Regions from separate parts of the Mus musculus genome. Here all the other regions are linked to region 5. The links are chromatin loops, found by intact Hi-C in ENCODE. Cell type or tissue: heart. All regions are shown on one strand. Each heading gives the region's core, and the rest is flanking DNA. Links, peaks and the distances in the headings are about the cores only.

What was found. Hi-C counts contacts between places; a loop is a spot of excess contacts. Peaks named below come from ENCODE experiments on the same cell type or tissue, not always from the same donor. Only the 100,000 strongest peaks of a DNase experiment are listed, where the experiment ranks them.
Region 1: it touches region 5 in a loop (4-fold over the local background); 2 of 42 quality-filtered maps call a loop at or near these places.
Region 2: a loop joins it to region 5, with 8 times the contacts of the local background. A loop is called at or near these places in 5 of 42 quality-filtered maps.
Region 3: it touches region 5 in a loop (4-fold over the local background); 22 of 42 quality-filtered maps call a loop at or near these places.
Region 4: a loop joins it to region 5, with 2.7 times the contacts of the local background. A loop is called at or near these places in 4 of 42 quality-filtered maps.

Annotation. Positions count from the first base shown.
Region 1 is chr1:36,241,496-36,247,350 of GRCm38, forward strand. It overlaps Uggt1 (UDP-glucose glycoprotein glucosyltransferase 1), which reads right to left and starts at 2,807. Exons shown (of 41, transcript NM_198899.2): 1 at 2,575-2,807. The coding sequence starts at 2,632. It overlaps Gm39625 (a long non-coding RNA gene), which reads left to right and starts at 2,814. Exons shown (of 2, transcript XR_865343.3): 1 at 2,814-2,988. In heart, for the core only: no CTCF peak of the experiment used is centred there; a DNase peak (open chromatin) is centred at 2,826; H3K4me3 peaks cover 1,921 bases; H3K27ac peaks cover 1,211 bases.
Region 2 is chr1:37,862,091-37,867,945 of GRCm38, forward strand. It overlaps a transcript of Tsga10 not described here. Among named protein-coding and RNA genes, the nearest start is that of Lipt1, 7.2 kb to the right of the region's middle. In heart, for the core only: CTCF peaks have their summits at 3,019 and 5,188 (motif pointing left); a DNase peak (open chromatin) is centred at 3,061; H3K4me3 peaks cover 2,042 bases; H3K27ac peaks cover 1,591 bases.
Region 3 is chr1:37,889,661-37,895,374 of GRCm38, forward strand. It overlaps Mitd1 (MIT, microtubule interacting and transport, domain containing 1), which reads right to left and starts at 751. Exons shown (of 7, transcript NM_026913.3): 1 at 500-751. The coding sequence starts at 650. It overlaps Mrpl30 (mitochondrial ribosomal protein L30), which reads left to right and starts at 817. Exons shown (of 6, transcript NM_027098.3): 1 at 817-924; 2 at 3,283-3,363; 3 at 4,279-4,355; 4 at 5,670-5,714. The coding sequence starts at 4,305. In heart, for the core only: CTCF peaks have their summits at 711, 913 and 1,936 (motif pointing right); a DNase peak (open chromatin) is centred at 771; H3K4me3 peaks cover 2,240 bases; H3K27ac peaks cover 1,462 bases.
Region 4 is chr1:37,417,383-37,423,237 of GRCm38, forward strand. It overlaps Coa5 (cytochrome C oxidase assembly factor 5), which reads right to left. Exons shown (of 3, transcript NM_198006.4): 3 at 1-3,245. The coding sequence ends at 3,204. Among named protein-coding and RNA genes, the nearest start is that of Coa5, 9.8 kb to the right of the region's middle. In heart, for the core only: a CTCF peak has its summit at 2,247; a DNase peak (open chromatin) is centred at 2,179.
Region 5 is chr1:37,994,619-38,000,473 of GRCm38, forward strand. Txndc9 (thioredoxin domain containing 9) reads right to left here and starts at 2,590. Exons shown (of 5, transcript NM_172054.4): 1 at 2,491-2,590; 2 at 1,015-1,223. The coding sequence starts at 1,203. It overlaps Eif5b (eukaryotic translation initiation factor 5B), which reads left to right and starts at 3,392. Exons shown (of 24, transcript NM_198303.2): 1 at 3,392-3,706. The coding sequence starts at 3,672. In heart, for the core only: a CTCF peak has its summit at 3,363; DNase peaks (open chromatin) are centred at 2,653 and 3,463; H3K4me3 peaks cover 3,798 bases; H3K27ac peaks cover 2,517 bases.

The DNA of each region.
Region 1 (5,855 bases), core at 368-5,367, 1.8 Mb before region 5:
ACATACCAAGAGGTACTCTTGCAATATTTTAAAGACTTATTTATTAGTACTACTAATATGTCTGTATGTGAAGCTGAGTGAATTTATATACACCACGTATATACGGGCACCCAAACAGGCCGAGAGCATTGGATCTCCTGGAGTTAGAGTTCCGGGGGCTGTAAACTATCTGTTGTGGGTGCAGAGGACAGAAATCAGTCCCCTGCAAAAACAGTACACGCTCTTTCTCAACAGCTGCACCATGTCTCCCGCCCCACCTTGCAGTATTTTACAGAGAAAGTATACACCCTTGCTATGTCAGCACCACTGCAGATGGGAACAAGATGAAAGCTATACAGTAAAGAGCAGCTTTGCAAATCAGACCCCACACTCCACCTCATAAGTGACCTGTCCAGAGAAACAGGGAAGGCCCTCTCTGAAGCAGAGAATGCTGTTTGAGAACGCTTTCTTTCATTATATAAGCTCCACTAGCACTCTGACTCTAGTGGGCCTTTTGAGCTGCTTATGAAGATAAATGTTCTGAGTTGACAGCCACTGAAAGGGCAACGCTGGCCAGCATGGCGGACAACCAGCCGGCATTCTAACAAGTTCTAGGCCCGAGTCTACGAGCAACCAACCATGAGCCCCTAGAGCATTTAGACTAAGGCCCGTTGGCTGATCCACAATAAAATATTAAAACCGAACGTGACAGGTGTGTGCGACAAACGCTTTCACTTTCCGGAAAGCAGAGCAGGCTCCCTGATTCTTAAGTTACCACTAAACTCCTCCTTTCTCTTTCAAAACGGGTTCTTGTCATGACCTAGCACGGGACAACCTTGAACTCCAAATCCTACTGTCTCTACCTCCCTCCCAAGTGCCGGGGGCTACAGGAGGGCACCATCACAGGCCCAGCTGCCTTGTTATTTTTAAAGAAAAGTTAAAGAACTCTTAAAAAGAAAAAAGGCAAAAAATAAAAAAAGACAAAACAAATCTGCAACTATAAATCTACCAGACTGAGTTTCAACGCGCGTGTGTGTGTGTGTGTGTGTGTGTGGTGTATAGCAAAGAAAAATAACAGGAAACACCCAATCCAAGTGAGAAGAAATTAGCTAAACTTGATACATCCATCCCTATTAGCTCTTCTCTGTGAAACATCCATTTGATTTCCACTCCAACAAGTTACTATTCATATGAATGCAAAGGATTGGCTCCCACCAGAGACGTTCTAACTAAGGTTTCTCCTTAGCTCCATCTATTCCCCAATAGTTAAATGCACACTAAGATACCCTGCTACTTTACAAAGTATTGTTTTACCTCTTTTAATAAAATTTTGGGTCCGGGGAGATGGCTCAATGGATAAAGGCAATAGCTACAAAGCCTGAAAACTTGAATTCAATCCCCAGACCCCCATGGTGGAAGGAGAGAGCCATCCTTTAAAGTTGTCTTCTGGTCTCTACATAACAAATTCATATTCTCTCTCCCACCTCTTGATATAGACAAACAGTCAGACAGAGAGACAGACATTTAATTTGTGTCTCTATATCTAGATCCTCTCTCCCTTTCTCTTCCTCCCTCAAGAAAGCAAAAAAGAAAGTTTTAGCAAGATGGCTCTGTGGGTAAAGGCTCTTGCCATGCAAGCCTGGTGACCTGAGATTGAGCCCTAAAAAGAAAGCCACACAGAGGTGGATGGAGAAAGCTAACTCCACTAAGTTGTCCTGTATACACACAACAAAATCTAAGTAAACAAAATAAAATTTTTTATTTAAGAAAGAAAAGTTTCAGCTAAGTTTACCAAAAACAAGTCAAGTGGAAAGGCTACAATCTGCTCCAGTTTTGTAGTGTTAACTAGCTTTGTAAAATGTCTCCAAGCAGATCTGGTGGTGGCCGGGATTCCAAGGGTAGCCTATGATCCTGAGACCCTACCTCCAAAGGGGTAGGACAAGCAAACAGACATGACTATGTCTTCATGCGTTTGGCAGTGTACAAGGTATTACTAGGAAATAAAGAACTTTATACTACAATAAGCTTGCACGGGCACAGATGTTTCCAAGGCACTGCAAGGGCAAGATCATAGGTCTCAGAACAAACAAAACACTCTCTCCATTTCAAACCTGGCAACAAATGCAGAACAAGAGAGCTTTCAGCCCAGCAGCAAGAAGAGCTCACGATCACAATGTTTTGGAGATGCACAGATCACAAGCTAAAAGTGAAGTGAACCGTCCAATTTCACGCCAAGAGATCTTATCACCCACAGATGCATCACCTGAACTCAGAAACCTATAAAAACGCCAACTCGTTTCTCCAGAATCATGCAAAATGCTGATTCTCAACCTACTTAGGGTCAGACTTGGTCTAAAGTCCTGGGGGCGCTTCCTCCTCCTACACTTCAAACAGGGTCAGGACTGCTGGAGTGAGCCCGCCGCCACTCTGTCCCCAGAAGACCGCTGGGGACGACTTGAGGCGCTCGTGGAGAGAACACTGGAGGGAAAACCGAGTCAGAGTACAAGAGGAAGCCCAAGGTGACTCGGACTCACGGTCGCCTCCCGCGCTGGCCCCTCTCCTGTTCCCGAGGCCTCCCCACGCCACCCAAGGTACCTGTCACCCGCCGCGCAGCCGCGGCATCCGCAGTGTTCGCATCCCCCCGGCTGCACATGCCCGGGCCGCGCTTCGTCCACTCCGGTGTCTGCAACGACGCCTGGGCAGGGCGGAGCAGCGGCGATCGCCGGGGAGGCTGCGCCAGTGAGAAGCCGACACGCGCCTTTCCCGCCGCTCCTCACAAGCCGGTTTCTCAAAGCAATAACCCAGTTGCCAGCTGCCCCTGCACTTCCGCTTCCTAGAGGCGAAGGCAGGACGACTTCCGGCTATCGAGTGCGGCGGGGGTTTGCCAGAGAGTCCCGCAGCGGCCATGAAACCGGCATAAGACCCGCCCCTTCTCTCGGCCCCTCCCCTCTCCTGGTTGAGCCAGCTCGCCTCCTGAATTTAAGATCCTAGAAGACCCAGTTCAAGCAGGTGAGCTTCAAGGCGCAGTCCAACCGCCCCGGCAGATAGTTATTTCAACCTTTTTCTCCCTATTTTTATTATTTATTCCTCTCAAGTTAAATAAACGTACACAAACTCAAGACACAAAAAGCAGAAGAAGCTCATGCTGGGCGTGGTGGCACACACCTTTAATCCCAGCACTCGGGAGGCAGAGGCAAACGGATTTGTGAGTTCGAGGGCAGCCAGGGCTATACAGAGAAACCCTGTCTCGAGAAAAAAAAAAAAAAAAAAAAAGGCAGAAGAATCTCTGTGAGTTCAAGGCCCTATCTCAAAAGGAAGAAAAAGTTATAAATTTGTTTTAGAGTATGTGATGTTGGTTAATGCAGAGATCCATAACTAGTCAAACTGACTGAGACTAAATGATCTCAGCTCTGACTGAAACACCTATATCACCACCTCCAAGACCCAAGCAGCATCAGGGGAAAAGAAAGCAAAAAAGACAAAGGTTCTTGCTGCTAAGCTGGAAACCTAAGCTCAATTCCCAGAATACACCGCAAACGCCAGGCACGGGCTGCGGAGATGACTCAGTAGACAAAGTATTTGCTGCCCAGATGTGAAGACTACAGTTCAGATCTCCAGGACCCCTGTAGAAATTGTAGTAATAGCTACCTGTAATCCCAGTTCTCAGGAGGCAGAGACAATTCCTCTGGCAAAGTGGCTAGCCACACTAGCCAGAATTCTTGAGCTCAAGAATTCTACCTCAATAAATACCGAGTGACTGGGGAAAATACGAAGTGTCAATTGAGCTTGTGTGCAGGCACACACATATATTCATACATACACACACACACAGGCATACATACGTGCATGCACACACACACATACACACACACACACATAACATACTAGCCAAGTAAACACTGGAGGTAGAGACAGGCAGAACTTTGGGTCTTACTGGCCAGCAAGCTACCAGCCAAATGGGTGTGGTTCAGACTAGTGAGAGACACTCTCAGAAAACCAAACTGGACATTGTCCTGAGAAATGACAGCTGAGACTAATCTTTAGCTTGCACACCCATGCACACACATGTGTACCAAATTGGAGACACTGACTTGCACACATGTGTGCCAACCTGGAGACACTCACACAGAGAAGAAAGAGAGAGAACGCAAGCACTGACCGTTACTCCAAATCTTCTCTCCGACTTTTGAAGTGGCACATTTGTCCTCTGAAATCAGTGCTCTGTAGATTTTTTTTATTATTATTATTATTATTATCTGTTTAATGTTGTGAGGGCAGGAGCGACATCTGTGCCTTTTATAGGTAGAACAGAAACAATGAGTCTACAACTTGGAACACTTGAGGTGAGTTAGTGGCAGAATTCAGGTCTCTACATGACCAGCGCTGCTCAACAGACATAAAGTGTCAGCCAGGGCAGGTGAGATGGCTCAGCAGGTAAGAGTGGCTGGCAACAAGTCAAGTCTATGGACTGGAGTTACACACATACCCACAAACAAGTAAAGTGTGGGCTACGTAAGCAATTTCATTTCCCCTTGTTAGCAGTATACTTCCTGATGATGGTGATTAAACCCATGGCTTCATGCATTCAATGTATACGCTTTACCACTGAGGCCCTATGCCCTAGCTCTTATGAAATGTAAAATACTCGAGGAGCTGACAGAGATGGGTCAGCAGCTCAGAGCACTTGCTGCTCTTGCAGAAGACCCACATTCAGTTCCCAGCACCCACATGGTGGCTCATACCCATCCTTAATTCCAGTTCCAGGGGACCTGGCAGCCTCTTCTGACCTCCGCAGGCACCAGGCATGTATATGGTCCACATGCATGCAGGCAGGCAAAACACTCATTAGGTGTCTTAGTCAGGGTTCCCTAGAGCCACAGAACTTACGGGTAGTCTCTGTACAGTAAGGGAATCTATTATGATGACTTACAGTCTGAAGCCCAACTCCCCAACAATGGTCATCTGTGAATGGAAGTCCAAGGATCCAGTAGTTTCTCAGTCCCTCTCAGTCCCACAAGGCAAGCAGGCAAAGATAGGGAATCTTCCTTCTTCCAGTGTCCCTATGTAAGTCTCCAGCAGAAGGTGTGGCCCAGATTAAAGGTGTGTACCACCAAGCCTTGATCTGGGACTTGCTTTGTCTCAAATGGACAGTGGTTAATGCTGAAACTCACAGCTGGTCAAAGTACAGAGAATAAATGTCTGTAACACTCAGCCGTGAGCGGGACGTACATATTACACCTTGTCCCCTAAAGACTTAGGAACCATTGAAGAAGGGACAGATTATAAGGGCCAGACAGTGAGGAAGAGTGAAGCAAAACTGTCTTCCAGACGTGCAGGGATGCTCTCCCCACGAGCTTATTGGAGCTGTGGTTGCATGTAGTGGGTTTGGCCTAATGCTGCTTGTATTCTAATGTTAATTTGAGTGAGCCTGCCCCCAGTTGGTTCTGAATAGTAAATAAAGATGCTGGCAGCTAATGGCTGGGCAGGGAAGACAGAGTGGAACTTGAGGATTCCGGGGCTTGAGACCAGGAGGAGGAGAAAGGAGATCTGCCTTGTGGGGAGAGTGTGGAGGAGAGGAGAGCTGCCATGCCTGAGAAGAGTGGAGGACAAAGAGGCATGGCCACCATGTGAAGATGCCGGGAGAGTGCTCGGCCCAAGAGGGTGCCCAGCTAGGTCCAGGGCAGCAAAAGGTAGAACACGGTATTAAGTAAGTAGTAACTTGGAATTATCGGCAGGAGGTACATTCAATCAGCAGTGAAGGTTAGATAGTGGCCCAGCTATTGTGCTATATAAGGCATATTAAAATATAAAGGAGGGGCTGGAGAAATGGCTCTGCGGTTAAAAGCATTTGTTGCTCTTGCAGAGGACCTAACAGT
Region 2 (5,855 bases), core at 364-5,363, 130 kb before region 5:
TCTCTCAAGAAATGCAAATAAAAGTCTGCTTAGCCTTAGTCTGAAAACTCAAACCTTAAATCTCCACAATTCAAAAATGTTCTGAGTAACAAACAGCATGAAGCTACAAATGGAAAATTCCATACTTGACCTTGCAAGAATGGCCATAGTCAAAACCCCAGTAGACCAAAAGAGTTACAGAAAATTACCTTCAGGCCATGAATATAAAGTTCATATGAAACATAAATTTTCTGTTTAGATTTGGTCCCATTCCTGGGAAGCTTTATGTACATACAATATCCTAAAGTCCCCAAACTCTGAAACAGCAACACTTCTGATCTTAAGCATTCTGAAGAATGATATCTCACATGCATACACAAAGCCAGGAACATTGAGACAACTTTACTGATCAAGGCACTGTGCCTGAGCCTGGTGATCTGAGTTTGATCCCCAAGGACCCATATAGTGAAAGAAGAGAACCAACTCTCACAGGCTCCTCTCATCTCCATATGTGCACTGTGGCAAGCATATACCCTGGCAAGCAAGTGTACAAGCACACATACACATAAATATACATACAAGTTGTCCTTTGACCTCCTCGCGCACACACACACACACATACACACACACAAAATTTTTTTAAGAAAAGAATTCCCTAAGAATATTTGCAGGCAATGAAGCCCTACAGCAGAGAAACAATGAAGACATAAATTAATGTTGACTGGTGGAAGGGCAAAAAGGTGAATAACATGAAGAAATCCAGGTAGTAGGTATACTGTATTCTGACACAAGAATGAGAAAAGCAAAGGTAAGTGAAATTTTAACTAAGGGGTATAATCTGAGGAACTTCCTATCTACTGGGACTTTAATTTTTCAGTGAAATAGAAGTTAAGATTATATGTTTAAAAAATATCAGCAAAAGTTGGGAAGGGACAAAAGTCATTAAAGTTTAAACTTTTCTTAAGGTAAACAACAACAAAATCTTTCCAGTCATTCCAATTCAAGCTCCAAGCTCATCTCGTTTCTACAATCCAATCTCTAAAGAAATTACTTATGTCCTCAATGAAGAGTGAAACAAGACCTTAGAAACACAAGAAAGGGGTCAGTTGTTCTCTGAAGGCTTTTCTGGACCAAAGGGATTAGTAACTTAAGACTAAGACTAATGGTGTAACTAAAACAAAAAGCACTACCTTTCCAACCGCCTCTCCTCAAAACATGAGATGCATATATTTTAATATCCATAACCCTGTCCGTTATTTTAAAACCTACTGTCCACCAACAGTAAATCGTGGTATATCTTTACAATGGAACACTAACCAGCAAAGTACCTAGAAGCAATAAGGCTACAATCTCTAAGTGTTAAGCACAGAAGCTGTAGAACACGTGTTACAATTCCTCTTATATAAAGTTCCATAACAAGGCAGACTGTATGCTGTGTGTTCACATAAGATGATAAAACTATTAGGAAAAGCAAGGGAATGCCTAACATTGTCAGTCTGGGCAACAAGCAAAGAGCAAGAGCATGTGATGCCTGAGAGAATAAATAACACCTGTTCTAATGGCCCGAATGCCTAACATTGTCAGTCTGGGCAACAAGCAAAGAGCAAGAGCATGTGATGCCTGAGAGAATAAATAACACCTGTTCTAATGGCCCCTACTTATGGAAAACTTTAAAACCAAATTATTTTTAAACAAATAAGGCAGAACCCAGAGACTCTCTCCTTGCCTGGTTATAGCTGGACTACAACAGTGATTCTTCTTTGGAAAGTAAGTAAAACCTGTTTTTGAAACTGCCAATAAACAATATCGAGGTTTGGAATTTCAAAGAATATTGATGAATGTAATTTTACCTTATTTCTTTCTCAATAATTAAGACAGAAGAACTTAGTTTATTGTTTAATTAAAATACAACTGGTTTGTTCTTGAAGCACAGTTAAATACGATAACGTCCCTTTATCTTAACAACCTATTCTATTCCGAAATTACTATGACTTTATTTCCTGAAAGTGAACAAAATGTACTCGAAGTCCTGAAAACCAGAATAAATTTGAAATGACAAAGACCGTAGGTCACATAGATTTACAGGGGCTTAGAGAAAACAGCCACTTGTGCAAATTTTTCTTAGTGTCTAAATCGTTGACTGAGAGATATATACAAATACATGTATCCTTATGTACATATATACTTTTTAGGTATCAAGTGCATGACAGACTTGAATAATTTTTTCAAACAAGACAGCCTACCTTGCCTTTCTTCTATAAACTATAAAGAGATTATGAGATTTTTTTTCCATGCAAAATCTCAATTTCTGCCTTCACCTGCCTCCTAGTCTATTAAGAAGAGATTAAGAGAGACTGAGGGGTTCAGGAATAGACAGGCTGAGCTCCCAAATGCCACAGCTTCACCTCACAGTGTCTCTAAGCAAAACAGTCCCCCAACAACCAAGCTGAGGCAGGCAGCGAAGCGGTCACCATAGGAACTGGGCTCAACCATGAACTCCCCTGAAACTAGGGTAAGCTTTGCTCCTGGAACCCATTCCCACCCGGCAGGTCCGCGACGCAGCCGCCTAAGCAGCGATGCCCAACCCGGGCCACAGTCAGGCTCTCCCCACCCTCTTGCAGCCGCCCCGGGATGGCTCTTCTCTAGCCCAGCGCACCTCCGCGACTCCTCCCTGGAGCTCCGCAGCCCTCCCCCGACCTCCCTGGCCGTCGTTCTCCCCGGAGCTCATCCCGGCCACTGAGGGGCCTCCGCCTCAGCGGGACATCCAGCCCCACCCCGGCCTCCATCCTCCGCCCTAGTCTCCTCCTTCCCGCCCCTGTCTCCTCCCCAGTCTCCTCCTTCCCGCTCCCTGGGCCCCGCCCCGGCGGAGGCAGGCGCTCCGTGTGGCGCAGCGGGAAGAGGGCGGGAGCGGTTAGCTCCGGGCTGGCCGACGCCCCGCCCTCACGCTCTGTACCTGAGCGGGGCTCTTCTTCCACCTCCCCGGCGCCTACGCTCCACTTCCGTCCGGCGCGCCCTAGCACCCGTGCGCACGCGTACCTGTCTCGACACGCCCTCTCGCGGAGACTACGGATCGTGCGCGCGCACCCGAGCGAGCACGTAGCGACGTGGACCGCCGCCGGCCCGCCTCTCAGGGCTCCGACTGGAAGCCTTTTCCGGGCCCATCGGTGCCGCGCAGGCGCACGGCCACGCAGCGCCGAGATGGCCGACCCCTGCGTCCGGTCTCCTAGTAACCATCCTCTAGCCCGCGCAGGCGCGAAGGCTATTGCCCAGGGCTGAGCCACTGCTGCGGTCCCAGGAGCCCCAGGCGTTCTTGGCTGAGGGAAGCGGTTACTCCCTAGAGCTGCTCCAGTGCGCAGCAATGGTCAGGAAGCTGTGCTGTGGGAGCCTTCAGGTGGGGTGCCCTGTTGCAGCTTACCGGCGGGAGCCGATCTTTCCGGGTGAGCGTGGCACCTGGCCACCAGTCTCAGAATGGACCTCGGAAATGTCAGACCCAGCAATCATCTCCCCTACGCCAGGCTGACATTTCTTCTCTACATGCCAGTCCTCTCTAGCAAGCCTGGCGATGAAAACCGAGAAAGGCTATAAAACCTTGTGAGATGTTAAATACTGTATCTAAAGTTTTTACCCCAAGTTTGGCTCCTACCAGTGAGCAGATTTGAGCCTTCTTTTCTTATCCGACGTGGTATTTTTGGCTACCCAACTAAGTTAAAATGGCATCTTGAATCTTTTTAAATGGAAAGAAATGAGCACCGCGCTATGCTACCATTGTTTCTTACAGTTTAGCATGAAAGACATTTTGTCTTACTGCTTTGTGAGTGCGTAACCGCTTCTACCCATCTTTAGCCAGAAGCTTTTTTTTTAACCCTGTCTGTTTTTACTTATTTTATTAGTATACAAAGTACACGGGATTTCTTGTGGCATTTGCGTTCAGAATTTGTTTCTGTTGTTTCTCCTGCGCCTTTTCTCCCATCCCCCCTCTTTTGCCGGTTCACTCCAGTGGTCCCCTTCTGCTTTCCTGTCATAGTGTTCTGTTACCCCCAAACCACTCTTTTCCCCCTCACCTTGCAGTTTCATGAACTGTACCCACACACCCGTATATACCCCCTACTTAATATGTTAGAATCGGCACGCAAAAAAGAACATAATGGCATCTGACTTCGTGAGTGTGGATTATCTCGTTTCAAATAATTTCCAAATCCATTTTTCTGCAGATTTCGTGACTTCATTTTCCATTATAGTTGAGTAAAGTTCCATCGTATATGTATAATGTTTCCATTATTGATTCATCTGTTCCGGTGTAAGCTGGATCCATTTCCTGGCTATTGTGAATAACGCAGCAATAAACATGAATGTTCAAGTGTCCCTGTGGTAGTGTATGAAGACCTCTGGGCGTGTCAGAAGCAGTAACACTAAGTCATAGGTAGCTCTGTTTTTTGTGTTTTTGAGAAGTCTTCACACTGAGTTCACATCGGTTTGCATGCCCTCCAGCACTGTAAAGGGACTCATCGCATCCTTGCCAGCACTTGTAATTTGTTTTCATGATGATGGCTCTTCTGATTTGGAGTGAGGGAGAACCCTAATTTGCATTTCCCTGATTGCTAATGCTGTTCAGAACTTTTCAGAACATTTACTGGTCATACATGTTTCTTCTTTTGAGAATGGCCCATTTCATTAGCCCGTTTATTGACTGTCATTTTTACCTGGGGAGGGGTCTTTGTAAATTTTAGCTTTAAATTTTTTGATTACTTTATGTGTACTATAGGTTTGTCCTGTAAAAACCACCCCTGGTTGGATTTAACCTTAGCCACAATTCTTCATCTGAAAACTGTTCTCTGTGCCAGGCTCTGTGCCAGACACTGAGATCCAGTGTCAAAAAAAGAAAGAAAGGAAGAAACAGAAAGGAAAGGGGAAGGGAGGGGAGGGGAGGGGAGGGGAGGGGAGGGAAGGGAAAAAGGAAAGGGAGGGGAGGGGAGGGAAAGGAAAAAGGAAAGGGAAGGGAAGGAAAGGAAAGGAAAGGAAAGGAAAGGAAAGGAAAAAGGAAAAGGGAAAGCAATCAAGCAAGCAAGCAAGCTTGGGGCTGGAGAAGTGGTTAAGAGCACTGGCTGCTGCTCTTCTACAGAACCCAGATTCAAGTCCCAGCATCCATAAGGTGACTCACAACCCTCTAATTCCAGTTCCAAAGGGTCTGCTGCCCTCTTCTGGTCTCCACAGGCACTACATGCACACAGTGCACACATACATGCAGGCAGAACATTCATACACATAAAATAAAAATACGTTTCAATAAAAATTAGAATTGTATTTTTTATTGCTGAAAGTTTGATATTTTAAAAAAACATTCCATTATAAAACATATTGTTCTATGCTGGGCAGTGATAGTGCATGCCTTTAATCCCAGTACTCAGGAGGCAGAGGCAGGTGGATCTCTGTGAGTCTAAGGTCAGCCTGGTCTGCAGAACAAGTTCCTGGACAGCTAAGGCTACACAGAGAAACCCTGAATGTATGTATGTATGTATGTATGTATGTATGTATAGATAAGTTTGTGTGACATATATATGTATATATATATATATATATAGAGAGAGAGAGAGAGAGAGAGAGATACTTCTCTATATACTTTACTTTGCCATTATCTTGGGAATATGTAAATTAGCTAACATAACTATGTCTGTCGAGTACTTTTTATGTACTGCACTTCCATTTGGGGAGTTTGCTGTGGAGCCCTCTACCTTCCTCCCTGTTCTGAGAGCGCTCTGCTGACGGCTCTGTAGGAAAGAACCATAAGTCACCTGCCTTCAGAAGCACTCCAGACCATGAGTCTTTTCTGGCGGGCTGCCTTCAATTCAGAGTTAGGAAGTAGTTCCTTCCAATTCGAA
Region 3 (5,714 bases), core at 1-5,000, 110 kb before region 5:
CCGGGTAGTGACTGCAGAGACTGACAACTGGTTGGTGCACATAGAATAAATGGCCGTGGAATGCACCCCCATCTTGAGAATGAATATATAATCATTGATGGAGGAGGGAGAGACAATTTAGTCAGTGCTGTAGTCGCTGGTAACGTGCACATAGCTCTGTAAACAAACTTCCACCCTAGTGAAACTCAATGGATCATAGTTGGGGTGAGGGCAGGAAGGTGAGCCAGAGGAAGGAGAAAAATCATGTCACAAACTGACAACAACGAAGAATAAAATTGATTCAAACGCAAGACCTATCAAGCCTTATAGATTATATTTGGTTATGCCTCTTATGGTCCTTAGCGATAACATCGGTCTATTGCAAAGGCCACCACCTCCGTTGTCCTGCAGATTATCAGAATATAACTCCTGAATTTGAATGCTTCCTGGTAGTTAGTAAGTTTCGTTTTCTTAAGTTTCCGCTCAGTCCCAGACAGAGCGGAAACCGAAACTCGCTCACCTTTCAGAACCTGCAAGAGCATGTCAATCCCCTCCTGGTAACACACCAGAGCCTGCTGGTACCGGGACTCTGCATCCAGCTCTACTGCCCGCTTTAGTACCGCCACCGCCGCAGTGCTATCGGAATCCTGTCCCAGGCTGGACTTAGCCATCACTGTGACAACTCCTGGGCACCGCCAGCAAATTCCAAGAGCTGACCCACTGCGCTTCCAGGAAGCGCACGCGTGACGCCGCTGCGCCTGCGCTGTCTTCTATGGCGCGTTGTGAATGGGCCGGGACAAAAAAAAAAAAAAACCTTTCCCGGAACCAAAGAACCGTACGGTCTGTGACGGCAACGGCGTGGTTTGAATGTTGCACTGGGTCCACCTGCCTCTGTTCCTCTCCTTCCGGCTGCGGGGACGTTCGGAGTGGACACAGCGGTCGCCGGTGAGTGCGGTCGTGGGAGCTAGAGGCTCTCTCTGCAGTTACGAAATGACTTTCTTTCTGTTTCGAGTTGGAGGTCCCGCAGACCTATTTCTTGATCTTCTGAAAGCAGCCAGGTTGTCACTTTATTCGAGTCGTGCTGCGACGCGCGTGTCTCTGAGAGTCTCACTCGTGTAGATCTAGGTCCGAGCCATCCAAGCGTCAGTGAAATTTATTATTTTTTTTTAAGAAGGCAAAACTTGCTTAATTTTAAGATGTTGCGATTTTAGAGTGCTGAGTTTTTGGAGTTGCTGTTTATTAAAGACAGTGATTTTGCAGGCCCCTGTGATTGTCACTTGTTAAAGCAGCTGCTTTTGGTGGCTGAGAGGCCGTTATGACGGCTGCCTACTACCTTTACGTCCTGGGAATTCGAAGAAGAGAGACATTTGTTGATTTCAGAGAACGCGGTTGATTGCACGGGAAATTCAGTGTTCTGTATTTTCAGGAATGTTCACTCCTCGTTATAGATATATACCTTGACCCTTTAGAAAGAGAAATTAATTAAAGAACCACTTACGAGCTGGTGTTGTAGTTTAGGGGTAAAGAGCTGTTTACGTGCATAACCATTGTAAAAAAGCAAAACAACAACAAAACTCCAGCAAACCTTTCGGGGTGAGGGAGAGGAAAAATGGTTTTGGCAGCCTTTTGTTTTTCTGTGTATACTCATATATTAACATATTAGAAAATAGAAATAGGTTATATATCCCATGTGATAAATGGTATTTTTCAGTTTATTTTTATGTGTATGGGTGTTTTGCCTGTCATATCTACACCATGTGCGTGTAGTGCCCATGGAGGCCAGAAGATAGTCAGATCCCCTGGAACTAGATAGAGTTAAAAAAACATTTGTAAGCTTCCAGGTGGTCACCGGGAATTAAATGTGGGACCTCTGGAAGAGCAGCCAGTGCTCATAACTGCTGAGCCATGTCTCCAGCCCCATTTTTCTGGTATTTGCAACAGTACAGAGGAAAGTTGTTGTACAGTAGATGGCAGTATAATTGCTTCAAGGTCCAAAAGCTACGCACATAAGAATAATGCCTACTGTATTGAAATGAGTTGCAGCTCAGAGCACTTATATTCTGTATGCAAGGCTATGGGTTCAATCCCCAGTACCTTCCCTCACCAAAAGGAAAAACAACAACAACAAAAAGCAGTTTTGATGGTGCTGCCTGCTTATATCTGAAATTAAACTTCAGCAGAGAATCTTGAGTGCCGAAGCTGCTTTGAGAGACACATCTATGACTTGAGCAGATCCAAACCAAAATATAAAGTCCTTGTCTTCTGGCACTGTCCCGTGTACAGAGTGGAGACAGCCACTAAATGGTAAACCAGCAAAGTACAATAGAACACGAGTACTCAAGTAAGGCAAGGTGCAGAAGTGCTGGCAGGGCTGTGGCTGCGAATGTTAAGCTGTTTGGTGGAGGTAGTCCTCATTCAGGACTGAAACAGCGTGATCCAGGTAGACCTGTTGACAAGAGAAGGTTTGAGCCAAAATAGGGAGAAGACCTCCAGCTTCAACTAGGTGTTGAACCCAGAAACTCATGCATGCCAGGTAAGCGTTGTACCTCTGAAACATATTCCTAGTTCCAGCTTTAATTTTTTTTAATTTATTTTTTAATAAATGAGCTTTTAGCTTTAGGCAATTTTAGATTTCAAGAGAAGTGGTGAGTGAAGCTTAGTACAGGGACCTGTACCTTCCCTGCTCAGTTTCTGCCTTTATCATCAAATATTAGTGTAGGGTGCTCAGTGCAGCTGCTGAACCAAATTGGTACGTTATTAACGTCATTTGCTTTATTAAGACAGATTTCTTTAGCTTTGTTGGGTGTCCATGTCCTATTATATTCCAGGATCCAACTCAGACACCAATGTAGTGTGTATTGTATATAATGATGATTGTGTAGCTCTTGGGTTCTTGGCCAGTTTCTCGGGTTTCTAGTTGTGATGACCTTGGCAGTTTCGAGAAGTGAGATATTTGAAAATGTGTTAATGAAGTGTTTTCCACAGTTAGGGTTACTATTGCTACGATGAAGCACCATGACCAAAAAAAGGAAGCAAGTTGGGGAGGAAAGGGTGTATTTTCCTTTGAGAGACACATCTCTCTTCTACATCATAGTCCATCACTGAGGAAGTCAGGACAGGAACTCAAGCAGGGCTTATGGCAAGGTGACATAAAATTAGCTAGCACACACAATAACCCTCAGTCCACGGTGGTTTTTCTCTTAAGTGGAGTTAAATGTATCGGCTTTGTGGTGGAAGTCATTTCATTACATGTCCTGGGATCAAGTATAGGTGCTAGCAACGTTTTGTTCTGTTTTATGATAGGTTCCCACTATGTAGCCCTGGCTGGAATGCTGTCCGCTCTGATCACCATTGGTGTTCCCCATCCCTGATCTCCTGGTGGAGGTAGTGTTACATGTCAGTTTGTTCTCCTTAATGGCAACCCCTGCTGTTCTGTACAGCACTCCTGGGAGCAGTGCTCCAGTCCCTTTACTTGTATGTAAGTGTGGACTGATCCATGACAGTGTAGGTCCCAGTTATAAACTGAAACTTTGTTGTGTGTTTGTTTAACTATAGTCACTCCAGTATGGCCACTGGGAGCTGTTTCAGTTGTGTCTGTATCCCTTTAATACGCTCCCTTGGGTTTGCATTTCTGAGTACCGACTTCCTGGTTCCTCAGGTTGCAGCAGACTGTCAGCTGTCTCTTGAAGGAGCCCTTTGAAGCGAGTGCTATTAAAGTCACTATCTGAGCACAAAGTGTGTTCATAGCTGCTGGTGTAGTTGTCCTCTCAACAAACAAAGTGAGCCCATGTGTACATACATGCCAACCCTAGTGGTTGGCAGGGTTCCTGAGGGGAGATGAGGAGTCTGAAAGGGAGGACTTTTCTTTCTGTCCCAGGCTTCCCAAGTGTAGGGTCAGAGGCATGTGCCACCAATGCCTATCTGTACATACTCTCCTAATGGCTGGATACCTTGGGGAAGTGATTGCTTTCTGCAAGTCATCTTCCTCATATGTAAAATAAGAGGGCACTTGGTTCTGATTCTAAGAGGTAGAATTTCTTCAGTACCATCTAGTTTTGCATTTTCTGTGATTTCTCTGACAAAGAAAAATGATCAAATATTATTTATACTTGTTGTGACAAGTTTTGGGTGATAGAAAACTCCATTTCCCAGTTTTGTGGGATGAACGCAGACACTAAGCTCACTAGATGAAAATAGGACTGTTTAACGTATAATGACTACTGAGGTTTTACCGACACGGAAGGGGAGATGTGCCCATCTGCTATGTGTTTGACCAGCAGTGTGTTTCCTACTCCTCAGCCTCTGAAGAGAGAATTCCCACCCCCATGGCTGGGGTTCTGCGCTCCGCGTTCCCGAGGCCTCCATGCAGACTGCAGGTAAGCTTTAACTTTCCATGGCTTTCTCTTACAGCTAGGGCTGACCTCCACCTCACTGTGCGGCTGAGGATAACCTTGAGCTCTGCCTGCCTCCACTTCCCAAGTGCCCAGGTTTGTGCAGTGCTGGGGACTGGACTCAGCTTGATGCATGCAGGCAAGCACTGTGCCAAGTGGGCTACATCCTCAGTTTAAGAACTTGCTTTTTTATGTTTTCCTCTCTTGTTAATTACAAAACACAAAAGCAAGTTAATCTTTTTAAAAGGTCCTTCTGATGTAAATTAGTTGGTTTAGGTCTGCTGCATTTGTGGTGTGAGAGCTCAGAGCCTTATGAGCACTGGGCATACACTCTAGCGGAGCTACACCCAGCCCTTGTTCATTCCTGCTCTATGTGCTATTTTCCCTAGAGATTTCCAATCCCAAAATGCCTTTTCCTGTAGACTAAGCCAATGAAAAGGCTACTGCTGATTGCCCTTGGTCTGTTTTAATGTTACAGTTTTAGGGGAAACCCTTCAATTATGAAAAGAATACATTTTCAATCACAGTCAGATAAACAGAAAAAGTAGAAGATATGCAATCTCCTGAAGAAAAGAAATGTGTTAGCATCTCCTCCTAGTGCTTAGAGAGTACATTGGGATAACTAATGAATACATATTGACCAGACTGGGTACAGACCCAGAGATATGCTAGGACTCCATACAGAACACCTCCTGGCTGTGGGGGTGGAAATGTCAGCTACTTCCATTTGGCTAATGAATTCAGTATGGTCTCCCTTTTGGTACTTTGGAAACTGACCCTCTGGGAAGATGTGTGACTCACATCTTAGTGTTGTAAGCAAAGGAAGCAGGACCAGGTTTCCCTTCTCTCACCCTGTCTAGACTTAACCCTCTAGTTGTTGGATCAGCTCTGTAGTTCAGAGAAGTCTGAAAGAGAAAGACTGCAGTGAATCCCTGTGTCCAACTGCACAAGTAAAGGAGGACTGGGCAATAAAGTCAAGAGGTGAGAGCTGGGCCTGGTGGTGCTGTTAGGACTAGGGACACTCACTGTGCTTTGTGTGGTGTTGGTTTACAGACAGTGTCTTACTCTTTAGGCCTGCTCCAAACTTGAAGGAAGTAGCCAACCCCAGACTGGAAGTCTAAGTGCATATGGTTTTGCTTTGTTGTTCATTAGTGCTTTAATGAGATGCGTCCACTCAGTGAGGTAGCCACGTTAGACTGTTGTAGACTATGTTAGATCAGACACTTGTCACATAAAGGCTGGTGGATACAGGCTCTTACCCTACATGGAGTTCTAAATGACAGATGTTTTCTGCTTCAGACTGTGAAGAAAGGTGCAGAATCTCTCATTGGTACAGAATGGATT
Region 4 (5,855 bases), core at 311-5,310, 580 kb before region 5:
AGCTACAGTCAGCTCCCTTGGAATCAATGCTTTTGTAGATGTGATGACCAAAAATTCAACCAGAGTCAACTATTAACGGGCAGAGGAGACCTAAAACAATTTCTTCAAACGCTATATAAAGAAAGCCACCAAGCATCTAGAACACACCAGCAGTCAGGGAACTAGGAAGCAGAAGCACTGGTGGATCTTAACGACTTCTAGAATGGCATACAAGTCACAAGGACATAGGCAGTTCTAATCTCTGTGCACTGCGGACAGAACATAGAATAGTGTGGCTGATATGGAAACTATGGCAATGCCTACTAATAAAAACAGAAGTACCCTATGACATACAATCTGCTACATGTATGTTAAGACTGAAAGCGGGTCCTAGGGGTATTTGTATATACACGTTCACAGCATAGTCAGGAGCTCCAGGGTGGGAACAACCGAGGTACCCACGGCTGGATGAGTAGGTAACAAGATACATACAATATGCATACAACATATACTACAATACCATTTGTCCTTACAAAGGAAGGAAACCGATATATGATATGAACCTTCATGGTATTCCGCGCTGGAGGCACACACACACACACACACACTCTCTCTCTCTCTCTCACACACACACACACACACACACACACAAGTGCATGCACACAACAAAGAGTCCACATATACCAGGCACTTAGGGTACTCAAATTCAGAAACAGGAAAGAGAATGGTGGTTACCATGAGGAGAGAGTATGCCAAGGACAGGGCAGGGCGGGCGACCTGGCAGTGGCTGGGAGTCCTCAGATGGGCACACTTGCATTTCCTGAGGTGGATGCAGAACAGTGCGGCAGGCAGACTGTACTGTACTGCACTGTGAATGTGCTGAACACAATATATACGGAGCTACATACTTAGCCATACTAAAATGTATTATTTCTATTTAACTAATTTCAAATATGGTCATGAATAAAGGTGTGTAAAATAATTTTGAGAGCACAGGCCTACAGGTAAGAGGTAAAATTTATAAGCTTCTGGAAGTTTGGGTTAGGAATGGTTTCTTAGAGTGAAAGAAAAAAGACATTGTCATTTTCCAATATGAAAACTGCTCTAGTCAAGAGCAGCGGTGTGTGCTTTCTGGGAAGTGCAGCGCTGAAAATGCTCGCGCTTTGGGGATTCCCGGCCAGCCTGGGCTAAGCCACATAAGGGAATGTATAAAAATAAAGACTGTGCTATATAGAGTAGCAAGAGATTGAAAAGGACAAACACGTTGAGAAAAAAATGCCAATTAATCTTTAAGAGACTTGAGCCAACAGTAAATAAAAAATCTTATAGGAAAATAAACAGATAACCCAACTGGAAGCCAGACTGCAGACTAGAAAACACTCTGCAAAGGCAGCATAGAGAGCCAATGAACACACGAAAAACTGCTCAGGTTATTAGACACTAGAGAAATGCAACCAAGATCCCAATAGATGCCTCTTTATCACAAGCAGAATGGCTGTCAGCAATATGAGCAGTTGTGAAAGTCAGGGGTGCTGGAGCCTAGATCCCATGACAGCATGAAATGTGGTAAAATCACTGTAGAAAATATAATTGAGGCCGTCATGATACGACCTTGGAGTTCAACTCTAAGGCATGTATTAAATGAAACGTTCATAGCATTAGTCAAAAGCCCCAAAGTAGAAACAGCTCAGAGCTCATCTGCTCGATGGAGAAATACACAGTGTCTGTCTACTGTGGATGCTACTCAGCAGAACTACACTGCAGACTGATGCTACATGCCAATAAACCTGTCGAATTTGGTAACAGGACTCAGAAAAGACAGGACTACATAGTTCCACTCATCTAATAGACCTGGACCAGAGGGAGAGGGCAGAGTGCTGACCAGTGGTTACATTTCTGGAAAGGATGAGACTGTTCTGGAAGTAGATAGTGGTGACTGCAGCATGCTCCACGAACACTCTAAACTCCATGGGGTTGTCTAAGTCAAAGTCCAATTATGAGACATGTGACTTTTTCCAAATAAAGCTCTATCTACTCAAATGGAGGCATTTCATACAAACACATTTCACTCTCTGTTGAAACTGAAGCACTAGTGGAAGGTGTGGCTCAATGGTCGAGCTTCCTAGCATGCAGAATGTGCACTCCTCCACACTGCACACAGACACCAAGCTTGGGACATAGGTGGCAGGACTGAAGGGTGCAATACTCCCACTCCCAGTGGGGGCAGTACACAGAGCACAAGGGTGCAGTACCTCCTACTCCCAGTGGGGGCAGTACACAGAGCACAAGGGTGCAGTACCTCCTACTCCCAGTGGGGGCAGTACATAGAGCAGACCTCAGTGACACCCTAGGGAATCCTCATAGCTTCAAAAACTTTTAAAATAGCAAGTGAACTTCCAGTCCTTGACTGCTTTAGCCCCAGTGAACTACAGAACAATATAGAATTGCCACTCTGTTCAATGGCAAGAATCACACTGAAGATTTAGTGCCCTGATGGCTTTCTACTGTGTTAAGTGGTCAAAATAATATGTTAAGGATTCTAAACTTTTCCAGCCACTTCATGTCATTGACATTTGTTATCTAGAGTGAACATCTGTTGTGTCCATTTGCTGCATTCCAGTGTTTAGGGATGAGGCCCATAACTTATCTTATGTGATTGTGCATGGTGTCAGCACAGTACATGCGACCAGGATCTAGCCAAGATCACCAAGCATATGACCCAGGAAGGAGCAGCGTCCTTCAGCAGGGTGTGACTTGTGGGCCAGCCTATGCTCTCCTTTTTGGAGCCCACCCATATCTTGAGGATGTGGTCTATGGCTGATTTCACCCCTTTATGAGGAGGGGGTTGGCCTAAAATTGAAACCAAGAAACAGAAAAAAGAGTTGGAGGAGCCACTATCTATGCCAATCTCATCATGGCCTCCTGAATTCACACACTGTGTAATCTGATCGAAGAGTCATCCTTGAACATAATCTCTTCATTAGGTAATTCCCCAGACACATTCTTAGCCCATAGTTGTTTAGTCCCATGGATCTTCTATAAATGACTTCAGCCAGCAGACTCATTCAGAAACAGCACTGATCCATTTTCTCTGGTGTCCTTGGGAGGAACACCTGGCCCAGAGGTGGAAGAGATGCGGCAGCTGCTGTGCTTCCCGTTTGGTTCCTTTCTGTTAAGGACCATGGAAAATCCTGGGTGACTTTCATCTTGCGTTCAGCATGTTATCAATATCCTTTTCTCCCTCTGAATCTTGATCTGGCATCCAGCTGAAAAGAAGCATGCATGCATTTAACCACATCTGGAATAATAAGCACAGCTCTGGTAAGGGTCGTCAGTAACTTTATGAAAGAAGAAACTCGGCTGAGCATGTGGCTAATGCTACAGCCAGGTAAAGCACCTGTAAGCCTTTGTAAAAATACATAAATTATCTATTTTTCTATACTATACTATACATTGAATCCAAGGCCATACATATGTTAGGCAGGCACTCAACCGCTGAGCTACATTCTGTCCTTTTCATATACTTTTTTGATAAGGTCTCACGAAGCTGTCCAGGCTGGCCTTGAATTTACTCTATAGCCCAAGAAGGCCTTAAATCTATTGTGTTCCTGCCTCAGTCTCTTTAGATAGCTGGCATCACTCTGTACCACTGGGTCTGACTAAGAGATCTATTTTCAAAACAAAATCTTCAAACGTGAGAGTCGCATTAGGATGGTGTACAGGGTCTTCCCTGGAACACGTGCTCTGAAACAGAATTGACCACATGGCTCAGAGTCATGTTCTCAGCTTCCATCATGCCCAAACAGTGGCACTCCAACAGCTAAGTGTGACATGGGGCACTTTGGAAGAATCACAGTCACAGCCTGGAGAACCACTGTCTGCTCGGGTCAAAGCATGATGGAAGGCTTGCCTCTACCCGACATCCACCAAGTCACTGACATTTTAAGTTCAAAAGTATTACGATTACTCAGAAGGGGTCATGCCACAGACTCTCAGCTCTCTCTGTTCCCCAAGACCCAACCCCTCAGATGTCCCTAGCTCTGCAACAAGAACAGCAGCTGCAGTCTTCCTGTCTCCCTGACCACATCTCCTGTGGATCCCACAGACCGTTCCCTCCTATCCTCCCCACCCCCACCTGTGACTGCCCTGCCTCCGACACCAGCAGGCACTCACTCCCAGTGAACACCGCTGAGCAGGCCGGGAGAACAGGCAGCATTGCCATCAGTCTGAAAATCCAGACAGGAGACAGGAACCAAGGAACACAACACTCACCCAACAAAGACCAACCAGAAACCAGAACCTAGACCTTCAATCACCCCAAACCCAGATGCTTAGATGCCAGCAGAGAAACACAGTAACAGCCAGAGCACTACGTCTCCTCTAGAGCCCAGCTATCCCGTCACAGCAGGCCCTAAATAGCCCAACATAGCTGAAGCGCAAGAAAAAGACCCCAAAACCAGCTATATAAAGATGACAGAGGTCCCTAAAGAGGAAGTGAGTAAGTCCCTTAAAGATACCCAGGAAAGCATAGTTGAAGGAAACAAAACGCTTCAAGACCTAAAAATGGCAATAGAAGCAACAAAGATAACACTAACTGAGGGGATTCTGGAAATGAAAAATTTAGTAACTGAACAGGAACTATCAAGGCAACAGGATACAAGAAATGGAAGAGAGAATAGTAGGCACTGAAGATAGAAGAAATGGATATATCAGTCAAAGAAAGTGTTAAATCTAAAAAAGTCCTAACACAAAACATCCAGGAAATCTGAAGAACTATGAAAAACCAAACCTAAGAATAACAGGAATAGAGGAAGAAAAAAAAAAATCCCAGCTCAAAGGCTCAGAAAATATTTCAACACATTCATAGAAGAAAAAATAACCGAAAGGAGATACCTGTACCTATAAAGGTACAGGAAGCAAACAGAACACCAAATGAATACCAGAAAAGAAAAGTCCTCAGGACTGTCCCTGCATCTGCTGACTGCCTATAGATTCTATTCCCTAACTGGGATGCCCTGTCTGGTCTCAGTGGGAGAAGATGCACTAGTCTTGCAGTGACTTGATATGCCAGATGAGGGGAGATACCCAGAGGGGGCTCCCCCTTCTCAGGGGAGGTGAGGGGACAATAGGAGATGTGGGACTGATACTGAGATGTAAAATGAATAAATACATAAATTATACCTCATTTCTCAGTGGAGACTCTAAATGCCATGAGAGCCAGGACAGATGTGCTGCAGACTCTAAGAGACCATAGATGCCAGCCATATTACTATACCCAGCAAAACTTTCAACCAATATAGATGGAGAAAGTAAGATATTCCATGATAAAGTCAAATTTAAACAATACCTATCTACAAATCCAGCCCGACATGAAGGAAAACTCCAACCTAAGGAGGTTAACAACACTCATGAAAACAGAAAATCTCACACCAGCAAAATCAAGCGACAGGAAACACAGACACAACCACCACAAACAACAATAGCAATAACAAAGTAACAGGAATCAACAATCACTGGTCATTGATATCTTTTAATATCCCCAATAAAAAGACACAGACTAATAGAATGGATGTGATAACAGGATCCCCCACTTCTGCTACACCCAAGAAATATAATACTTCAACATCCAGGGTAGACACTACCTCAGGATAAAGGGTTAGAAAAAGATATACCAAGCAAATGGACCCAAGAAATAAGCTGGTGTAGCCATTTTAATATCTAATAAGATAGACTTCAAACAAAAATTAGTCAAAAGAGATGGGGAAGGACACTACATAATCTTCAAAGGAAAAATCCACTAAGGTGACACTTCAGTTCTTAACATCTATGCCCAAAATATGAGGGCACCCAAGTTTTTAAAAGAAACACTACTATTG
Region 5 (5,855 bases), core at 452-5,451:
GAGAGCACACCAACTGGCTATCCACTACCGAACGGTCAGCCTTGAAAATGTACACACAAGCAACATTATACAGACTGAGCATGGTATACTTAGAAACAATGTCCTATCCACAGCAAAAACTAAACAAACCAAACCACCTCAAGAAATAAAGTCCGTCTATCCTGGGGACAGTGCAGTCATCACCGCTCAGGAGCTTAAGAACCTATCCATCTCAAAACAGGGAGGGCTTCTACACCAGCCAACAGTGGGCAGAGTCCTCAGAAGGAAGAGTATTATATCCATGTGGGGTCCAGAGCCAAGGAAAAGCCTCACAAGGAAACGTTCAGCTTCCCAGGCTGAGGAAGGGCCATTACCCACAATCCTGGGAACTCTTCCAGCCCCTTCTACCTTTCCTGTGGCAGAAAGCTTGACACCTCAAACAGATGCTCACTCTCCCTCCTCAGGCAGCAGTGGCAACACCCACCCCAGCATTAACTGACCAGGGTTCTAATGAACCTTCCGAGCCTTCACCTTCTCTCTTGTAAGTCAGTGTGACAAACCAACCACGTCACTGAGTGGCCATGAAAACCACAAACAGAACAGGGGTGCTGGCGCTCAACTCCAGCACTTCGTAGGCAGAAGCGGTGTTGTCTGTGAGTTCTAGGCCAGTCATGGCTATACAGTGAGATCCTGCTCCTGTCCTGCCCCCCCACAAAAGATAACCTAATAAAAATGCAGAGTCTAACACTTAAATATCTTCTCGTACAGAACCATGATACTTCTTTCTGATACGTGGACCCTAAGCTTGGTCTATGAGAAGACGTTTCATCTCTCTTTTACTATCAACGCCCCAGTCAAATGCTTCATCTTGCCTAAACCTTCCCTAATGTTTCATCCCTGGGTTAAGTATTGAACATTGACGGAGATGTGAATTCAGAACATCCTGCAAGTGAGGAGGGAAAGTCACATGACTGCAGTGCAGTCGGGAGCTGGGCTCCAGTGATTCAGTGAGCAGGCGGGCGGGCGGGAGGTTACTTGTTTCTGCTGCTGAGCCTTCCTGAGCGCCGCCAGCCTCTTTTCTTTGAGCAGCTCCAGTTCATCTTCACCAATCTGATCCAGTTTCTGAATTTCAGAGTCCAAGTGATTCTCCACCAGCTTAGCGGCCTGGAGGAACTGGTTCTCCAGGACTTCTGAGAACATGTCGACGGATCCATTACCTTCCATTGTTCTAAGTGGTCTTGGTGCTGGGGGAGGGGGCATAAAAAATAAGTATTAAGTTTACATTTCGGGGGCTTTGTTGTTTTTTTTTTTTTTTTTAAAACAGGGTCTCTGTAACAGAGCCTGAGAGGTTAACACAACAGATGCCATGTTGGAGGCACTATTTTGGCCTTAGAACTCAGCATGTAGGCCCCAACACCTGCCAAAACCAGAATAAAGATGTAAACCATCAAAGATCTCATTTATGGTTCCAGAATCCAGGGAAATCCCTAAATACACTAGCTTGCTTTTCGGCATACTTCCTCAAAAATATCCTGACATAAACGTTACAAGTCCAGGTGACAGCCCATCGCTTCTACGACTAAAGGCAGGCTCTTGAAGCAGAGAGAAGTAATTACACACACGTCTACTTGTGTCCAACATCTGCTGGAGAACAACATTAATCTGGGAGTAGATTAATTAATGCAACCAAGACAATCCCTACTCTCTGAGCCATGCCCACTGGCCAACCTAATCTACCCAATTTCTCAATGAGTCTTTCTTCCTAGGTGACCGTAGATTATTCTATCAAGTTGACAGCTAAAACTAATCAGCTCACACACAAAATAAGCCTGGGCATGGTGGCTCATGATTACAACCTCAGCTCTCAAGGGCAGAAGCATAAGGGTCACACCTCATATTTGGAGCGATAGGCCTGGGCTACATAAGGTCATTTAAAAACTCCAACTGTCAGCTTCTCATAAATACTATACAACTGAAAAGAAGCTGTACTCCCAGGATCCCTAACTCGGGGAAGAGAGAGAAGGATCCGAGACCAGCCACTCAGAATCTGCATCACAGTATTCGTTTATCACCGAGAATTTCACAGGAGACCTTTACGTTTAAATGCGGAGCTTCACGCGACTAAAAGTGCTGCCCTGAATTAGGCGGAGGTGGTCACTGCCTTTATATTGGGGGTAAGGACATAACTTTCTATTTATTGAACCAAATCGAGTATTATTCTTACCGACGAACTGGGGGCCCTGACACCTATGTACTCCCCTACAAACTCCTAACCGAAACCCTAACCCCATGTACCTGTCAGCAGACTCTTCGCCACTCCCTGAGCTCAAGAGACTGGTGGAGTAGTTCCGGGGGGACCCGATTTCGCACTAACTGGGGCGCATGCGCCGTAGCCTCCGCAGCCGCCCAGACGAGGCCCTCCCAGCCGCTCCCTCGATCCCAGCCGAGGATGTGTCCTTCATCAACACTGGGACGCTGTGGCACTATCGGCCACATCACCCTCAGCCGTACCTGGACTATTGATGAGGCCTACGGAGAGAGGAAGCCGCAGATCAAGAATACCCACCGGGTTCACACAGGTTTCAACCTCGCAGCAATTGTTAAGGGCAGAGAAGGGGCTGTTAACTCCGCCACTTCATTGGCTACAGTCCTCTCGCGATACAATGTGAGACACTCGCGGAAAGGGCGGTGGCGAGTGACGAAAGCCTCGGAGAAGCCCTATCCTCCGCCACCCGGAACTACTGGCTTCCGAGCCTACGCTTCACGTGGGCTAATGGCCGGAGGGATGGGCGCTAGGCACGTTGGGAATTGTAGTTCTTTGTGCACTGACTGCGGGTCCCGGCTCTACCGGGAAACGAGCCGGGTCTTGAGCCTGAGTGACAGAGGGGCTTCATTTCTCGTTGTGTTTAATAGTTTCGAAAGTGTAGCTTACAGTACATTATAATTTATACACAGCTCACACTAGTAACATCGCCCCGAAACATGGAGAAAATTTTCACCATGCCAGGATCTTCCCTCCTGACTTTCTTAGGCACATGAATTTTTAGAACTTGCTCATACGAAGATTCATATTAGGGGACCCGTTGCTGTGTCCTTATGTCTTTTTCCCCTTAATAAATGTACACAGTTGACAATTCATGAGTGTTTCTGAGAGGGATCCCATTTTTTGTCCTGCCACCCCCAGAACGCTCATCATTGACTCTTTGTGGTCCTGTAATGGACTTCCCGCAGCTGAGGCCGCGTAGGCAGGGGAGAATTTTCAGTCCCACTTCTGCGTCGAAAGCCAGCCCCGGGAAGGGTGCCGACGTGAGAAATGAACGGCCTCATTGTCGTCCTCTAGGTTCTAGAACCCGGGATCCGCCGGACGTCGGTGCGCGGCGCTCACTTGCGGCGAGGGGGCGCCTGGGTTCCCACCTGGCCGGCGGCTCTACTGGAGACGCTCTAGCCGAAGCGCCGCTCTCGATGAGCCGCGCCCTGCGTCCCCACGCCGAGGCGGCGGGGCGATGCGCTTGCGTACTGAGGGCTCACACCATATGTGCCCTGTCCCAGTGCGCGGGTCTGTGGAGAGCCGGGTGCGAGAGGCGGCGGCGCGAGGGGGACCGAGCCGAGCGGGCATTGGAGTCAGCCGGGAGACAGTGGGTCTGTGAGACACCGAACCGAGGGGCCGGGGCCGCGAGCGCCGTTGACAAGCGATGGGGAAGAAACAGAAAAACAAGAGCGAAGACAGGTAGGCGGCGGGGCTCGGGCCGGGGGTCCTCCGGGAGTCGCGCGGGGCCCTGGATGGGCGAGCCTCGACGGGGCGCGTCCCGCGGCCGGGGCTCGGGCTGGGGTCCGAGGCGTGGGGCTGAGGGGCTCGGAGGTCGTTTGGGGGTCCGGGCGGTGTGGGGCCGGGCTCGGGCGCTGCTAAGCCAGGCCTACGGCCCAGGTGAGTGCGAGCCGGGCCCGGAGAGCCCGGGTGGGGCGGGCCGGGAACGGCTCCCTCGCCTCCCCTGGCCCTGGGAACGCCTCCCAGAGCGGCTCAGGAACTTCGGAGGTGCTCGGGGTTGCGGAGAGGTAGCCCAGCGGCTCCCTCCTCCCGTGTGCCAAGTTGGAAACACTTCTGGGGTTATTTAAAGTCCCGGTTGCCCAGTCCTGCTTTCTGGCTTTCCATTTTCCGGCCTCTTTTTTTTTTTTTTTTTGCGTATGTCTTGGCTTCCTACCGCTTCCCTTAAGAAAGGAGGAGGGGAAGAAACCAGTCAAGGGTCGCTGCTTTCTAACCTTAAAAGAAAAAGCCTTTTCAGGGGAAGGAGTGTGTGTTTATGAGCTACTTAGGCGGAGATTTGGGGAGCATGCCTGTGCCACGTTCGATTAAGTTCTTTTACCCTTTTCAGTTGAGTTGACTTCCTGGGCGTCTGCAACCATCTGTTCCATTTCATCTTTAAGTAATGGCCATTCAACTTAATTTAAAACACTACAGGTAACCGAAAACAAAACCAAGCCTTGTGGCACTTCATCGCTGTGGCTCACACAGACATGGTTTTGAAGTTAAAGCTGTTGAAGTGTATGTCGGAACACTTAAGTGTGTGGACCTCGCAGTTGGCTATCTGGCAAGAAGAATTTAAAGACTAGGCTTGTATTTTGGTTTTAGGTCTGTTGGAGAATGTAAACTGGTCTGCGGAATAGATTCTGGGTTTCTTGTGGCAGAGTTAGTGTTTATGAGGAACAGGGTTTATTACAGATTTAGATGTGAGCATTAAGAGGGACAACAGAGGAGGGTTCTGTAGAGCAGGGAAGCTGAGAACTTCCTCTAGAATGGGGGTAGGGCTTCTCAAAGAGTGGCCTGAAAGTTACTGTTAGTCAAATCAGGAGAATAAAAAGAGGTAAGCAGATATTCCTGAACCTTTGGTAGGACATTGGCATACGTGAGTAACATTTTATTTATTTATATTTTTCTGAGAAGAATTTTGAGTTCTATCAGTCATCTATCTATGTATGTACTCTGCATTGTCTGTTTCTGTGTTAAATCATCACCCTACCCTGCCTTTGCCGGTCTGCAAACATCATCACTTGGCCAGTTCTAAAATACCCACTTGTTGGACAGTCTAAACCAAATCTGAGGCCTTTCATGTGTACAAACGTCAGGTGTATCTGGAAGATAAAGGTTGTGCTGGGGCCCTGTAGAAATGTAACAAGACAACCACAGTTGGATTGGACTAAGGAATAGGAACTGTTTTCTTACCTCTAAAGCTAGTTTCTGTTTTCCCTGATAGCGTTTTTTAGAGTTGTTAAAACTGGGTCTCACACAGCTTAGCCTGGCTGCTTCTCTGTGTGGCCAGAGGGGCTTCCTTGAACCTCCTGACTCTCCTTCACCTTGTAAGGAATTACAGGAGTAGATTACTAGGAGGCTTCCTTGAGTTTTTAAAGTTTTTTTTTTTCCAGTTTATCTGTTTGATTCATGTTTATACCAAGTTTAAATTTAAAAAATCCATATTTTTGTTACTCAGTTTCTAGTTTTTACTTACCTTTCGGACTTTTTAACGATGGAGAAAAGCTATTGGAAGGAAAGATACTAATTTTTGTCTGCAGTTTTAGTAAAGATTTGTTTATAAAAGATTTTCCCCTGTGGGAAATCTTTAGAACAGAAGAGATCCAGCTCCACTCTTGGTATACTAACACACTAACCATTTGAGAACAGGCTCTTGGTGCATCCCTTTGGCTCACTTTGATGGCAGTGCACCCTGTGAGGTTTATGTTGCATGGTCTAGTGCTTACCAGATCCTTGCTCAGGCGCCTTTCCCCAGTGTGGATCAAGCAGTCTGGGGCTCTGCCCTGATCACTAAAATTGCCTGGCTTTTAAAAAACTTCGGTACCTCATATGGGGTGTTAGGGTTGGGGAA